2 separate regions of the Mus musculus genome follow, and region 2 is linked to region 1. A link is a loop called in an ENCODE intact Hi-C map of the cell type or tissue named here. Cell type or tissue: gastrocnemius. All regions are shown on one strand.

What was found. Hi-C counts contacts between places; a loop is a spot of excess contacts. Peaks named below come from ENCODE experiments on the same cell type or tissue, not always from the same donor. Only the 100,000 strongest peaks of a DNase experiment are listed, where the experiment ranks them.
Region 2: it touches region 1 in a loop (3.0-fold over the local background); 28 of 42 quality-filtered maps call a loop at or near these places.

What each region holds. Positions count from the first base shown.
Region 1 is chr12:75,787,846-75,790,345 of GRCm38, forward strand. The region is part of intron 2 of Gm40447; the gene reads right to left. Among named protein-coding and RNA genes, the nearest start is that of Syne2, 29 kb to the right of the region's middle. In gastrocnemius, no CTCF peak of the experiment used is centred here; DNase peaks (open chromatin) are centred at 1,369 and 1,780.
Region 2 is chr12:75,906,436-75,908,935 of GRCm38, forward strand. Syne2 (spectrin repeat containing, nuclear envelope 2) reads left to right here. Exons shown (of 116, transcript NM_001005510.2): 14 at 276-438; 15 at 2,433-2,500. Among named protein-coding and RNA genes, the nearest start is that of Mir5101, 1.4 kb to the right of the region's middle. In gastrocnemius, no CTCF peak of the experiment used is centred here; no DNase peak of the experiment used is centred here.

The sequences.
Region 1 (2,500 bases):
TGAGGGCTTAGCTCTCCAGTTCTGCCTAAAGTATAAATAAGCCCAGATTCTTTTAGTGGTTTTCAATCTCTTTTTAAAATACAGAGACCATAAAATAGAGGCTCATAGACCTAAGTGACTGGCAAGGCGGCTGGTCTGTCTACTAAAGCATGATGACTTTAACGTTAGGCCTTTATTTTCTCCTCTTCTTCCTCCTCTTCTTCTTTTTAATTACTTGATTCTAGGACTCGGTCTCATAAAGAAGTTCCTTTTTGGTGAATCGTTTTGAGGTGAGGCAAAATGGCAGGGAAAGAAAGGACACGAAGAGGGTAGGGAGACCCCCAAACTCTAGAGTCTGGGTGAAGCCTCCCACTTGAGAATCAAGGTTACCAGCCCAACTAACCTTTGCTGTGAAGGTTGCAGGTAAAAACAATTTCTTTTTTCCTTTCTTTTTCTTTCTTTCTTTTTCTTTTTTCTTTTTTAACACAATTTCTTTTATGTAGAAGCACTTCAAGAAAGCATGTTCAAGAACAACAAGCCAGTTAGAAGGTATGATTCTGGGTAGCATGACACCCTTCTCCCAGGCGCTCACAGCAGAGCTACTGACTTAGTTTGCAGTGAGGATACCCTATTTTCCTGTCTCCACATCTACAGTTTTTTTGCCTTATGACTTTGTTAGCCTGTCTGGTTGCCCTCAGGAGCTAGCCTGGGATCTCATTTAAACTCCTTAGCAATCCTTTGAAGATAAGTCCAGAATGCACCTAAGCCCTATCTATGGCTAAAGAAAACAGAGTTAAGTGAGTTTAGGCGTTCCTTTGTGGAGTTGAGCAACTTCAGGCTTCAGCAGAAATGTAAGTTATTAATGTCTTTAAATCTCTTCTCTCTTCCTCCCGCCCCTCTGTGTGCATGTTCTCTGTGTGTATGTTCATGTGTGTATGCTGGTGCCATAATCCTATGAGGTAAGTGTGGTGGTCAGATGACAACCTCAGGTGTCAGTCTTAATCTTTTACCTTGTTTGGGACAAGGTTTCTTGTCCATTGCTGGGCATTCCAAGCTAGCTGGCCCAAGAGCTTCCAGGAATCTCCTGCCTGCCTCCCACCTTACTGTAGGAGCTCCGGGATTACAAACATATCCTACTGTCTCTGGCTTTACAGGGGATCCAGGCTCAGGCTTCATGTTATGCAGCGAGTTCATTACCCACCAAGCCATCTCTCCAACCTTTAATAAACTTCCCATGTTCCAGACTGGCTTTTCCTGAAACTCCTTTCTGTGGTGAATCCAAGGATCCAGCTTTACCTGAGTTGCTGAAGGCTTAAAGGAATTCCTAACACTGCTTGCTGTATGTAAGGGCAGGAAGCAGTGTGCGGCGTCTCCCACCCCTCTCACCACCATGCACACACACCTGACAGTTTGACTCTGCGGCCTGTTTGGTTTACAGCCCAGGGCCAGCCTTCTGTTGCTGAAGGTGGTTAGAAAATGCCTCATCTTCTTTCCTTTATTTGTTGACCCGAGTTGTGATGCAGTTGATCAAAACGTCAAGTACAGTAAAGTTCAATGTTAAAATAATTAGATAAAAAATTCTTTATTTAAATAACTGCAAAGACAAGAACTTAATTTCCTTTTGCTATACTAACAAAATGGGGGTAGGGGTAGGAGTCCTAGAATATTCTGAGCTGTTATATTTTTTTTCCCTTCTTCCTGAAGTTAGGTTGAAACCTAACAGACTTGAGCACAGTGGGATTCTGGCAGATTCAGTGCTTCTCAGGTAAGGTGCAAGTGCCCCACAGGATTGCCCAGCTGACATCAGCCTGCCAATGGTAACCCAAGCAGACAGGCGAACAACAGGCCCTCACACGAGAGAAAGGGAAACAGAAGCTCCCGGTGTGTGGGTGTGCACTGACTTGCGTCATGGGGCTCATCAACACTTTGAAGAAAAAAGATGTTTTTAAAAAATCTCCATCTGTCTAGAAATTGAGGGGGGAAAAAGCCTACTGAATCTTATATAGGGAAAGAAAATACCATGAAATGTTTAAACTATCCTGAATAAACTATGTCAAAATATAAAATAGTTCTGAGGGACTAAAATGCAACATTAAAATCGAAAGGGATTTTTGTTGTTGTTTGTTTGTTTGTTTCTGAGACAGAGTGTCTCGGGTTTCCCCGGCTGGACACCTTTCTGTAGACCAGGCTGGCCTCAAGAACTCACAGAGATCTCAGGTGTGTGCCACCACCACCCAGATTGAAATTTTGTTTGTTTGCTTGGTTTGTTCTTGTTTTTTGTTTGTTTGTTTGTTTGTTTTGTTTTTGTTTTTTTTTTAAGATTCCGCATCAATAGCCTACATTTTTGTCCTTTTGAGACAGGATAGCACCAATTCATAGAGACCCACCTGCCTCTGTCTCCCGAGTGCGGGATTAAAGGTGTGCGCCACTGCGTGTGCTTGGTTTACAAACCGCTTTCAAACAGGATTTTGGTTTCTTTGAAAAAACACAGAACTATTCTGTGACTATGTTTTTGTTTAAT
Region 2 (2,500 bases), 120 kb after region 1:
CATTTTTACCTTAGAAATGTTGCTTTATATCTTGCCAGAGCATTTGTTTCACATGACTTTAAAAGGAGAAGAGAGGATGGAAGGACACAGACACAGACACACAAAGACACACACACACACACACACACACACACACACAGCACAGGGCTGGGGACACTCTTGAAGATACATTTGAGTTTCATGTGTTTGAATAGAAAAATTAAATCACAGGATTTCTTTAAATGCCAAACAGATTTCTGACACTTGGTCAATTCTAAAACCTGTTTGTTTTCCAGAATCAACAACGTTTTGGGTAAAAACTTCATCCCACTCCTGGAGTTTCATGACTCTAAGTGCTCAGTTCTGGCTTTGCTTGATGAAGCGAAGGCCAAGTTGGATGTCTGGAACGGCACTTATGAGAGCAAGGAGTCTGTGGAAGTCCTGCTGGAAGACTGGCATGTGAGCGGCTGCGGGCTGGGCGTCTGCTTCCCTCTCCTGCTGTCTGGATTAGCTCAGGGATTCTCCCTTTCTGGGCTTGGGTGTTTGTTGGTAGGCCTCGTTAGCTTCAGTTTCCCTGGAGAAAACCATCAGTGGTGGTCAAATAGCTGCTAGAGAACGAGTAAGAAGATGAGGATTGCCTTGGTCAAGATGGAGTTAGGATGGTTAGGGCCATAAAGAAGGCTCCGTTGTGGTCTTTTCCCATTACAAAGTTTTGCTTACTTTTGTTCTTTTTTTCAATTTATGCTTCCATTCAACGGTTCTCTTTTCTTTGAAAACTTTGGTCTTAGCCCCTCAAGTTTTTTTTCTTTTCTTTTTTTATTATTATAATATCTAAGTATACCCTAGCTGTCTTCAGATGCACCAGAAGAGCGCATCAGATCTCATTACGGATGGTTGTGAGCCATGTGGTTGCTGAGATTTGAACTCAGGACCTTCAGAAGAGCAGTCAGTGCTCTTACCCACTGAGCCATCTCTCCAGCCCCCGCCCCTCAAGTTTTATTTTGAAATTTAAAAAAATATAGTTTCAGTTACTTTGGTGCTTGCCACGGATGCGTGTGGAGGTCAGAGGACATCCTGTGGGAGTCAATTCTTCCCTTCTGTCACGTGGGTCCCAGGGACCGAATGCAGTCCTCCAGGCTTGGTGGCAAGTGCCTTATGCACTGTGGTGCCTTCTTGGCTGCCCTTCACCCAAGTTTGAGTAGGAAATGGCTTAAATGCTTCAAAGAAAAACCCGTCACAAAAACCAAAAGCATAGGCGTGTCCTTACAAGCATAGGTGTGTCCATGCAGAAATTCAGATGGAAACCCCATGGGGCGCCTTCTTTATGGGAAGGGAGGGTGGGGAGACTTGAAAAACTCAAAATTATAAGTTTCAAGGAAATGGAAGAGGATGATGAAGACATACATATCTGTTTATAATTGATCATTTAAATATTATGCTCTTCCAAATTGGAGGCATCATTCTAAACTGGGCTAGGTTTTATTTATATATAAAACATGGAGAACAGTACTACATATAACTTTTTGTCTTCTCTGAAGTTTTGTTTTGTTTTTTTTTTCTGGGCTTTTGTTTGTTCATTTGTACTTTGAGATAGGGTCATATGTAATGAGGTTGGTCTTGAACTCCCGATTCTCCTGTAAGTGTTAGATTACAGGAGTGTGCCATCATGCCCAGCTTTGGATTTACATTTCACTGGTTCAGTAATCATAGTAGTTAGCTAGCACAAAATAAGAATATAATCAGTGGTTCTTAACGTTCCTAATGGTGTAACACTTTAATACAGTTCCTTACGTTTGGTGACCCCCAATCATAAAACTATTTGTTGCTACTTCATAACTGTTATTTTGCTACTGTTATGAATTGTAATGTAAATATCTGTTCTCTGATGGTCTTATGCAACCCACAGGTTGAGAACCGCTAATATAATAAACAGGCGGTTTAGAGTCGGCTCTGAGTTAGCCCCAGGATTTTCCACAGCTGAATTAGTTAATGATAGTTTCACAGCCTTCTTTGTGCAGGTGGGGATAGCTTCTGAAAAAGTAACCTAATGTAGCTAATGAAGACTTACTAATTAGTGTGAATAAGGCCTGGGAAGCCTAAGCTATTGACACAGTTACACAATGTTACTAAGACGGACGAGCTGGAAGGCTTGGATCTGCTATGACTGATAAACTTGCTTTTTCCCATCAGCTGGACGCAGTGTAAAGTCACATGGCTATGTTAAGGTGAATCTGCTGTGATAGCCCTGTGTCATTGTGCTCTTGCATCTCCTAAGTCCTAGCCACCCTTCCTGAACCATTCCTTCCATTTCTGCTGCTGCAGTGTGGTGGTATTGAATACTCAAACATTGCTGGCAACCTTGCCCTTTACTGACATCACATACTGACATCTGGATTTCTTGGCACATTTTCAAAAGTAAAATCTGTCAACATTTTTTTGCCTCTCCTTCACAGAAATTTACTGGAGAAAAAAAGTTCCTAATTCAACTTGATGCTTCTTTTCAAAAATGTGAAGAAATGTA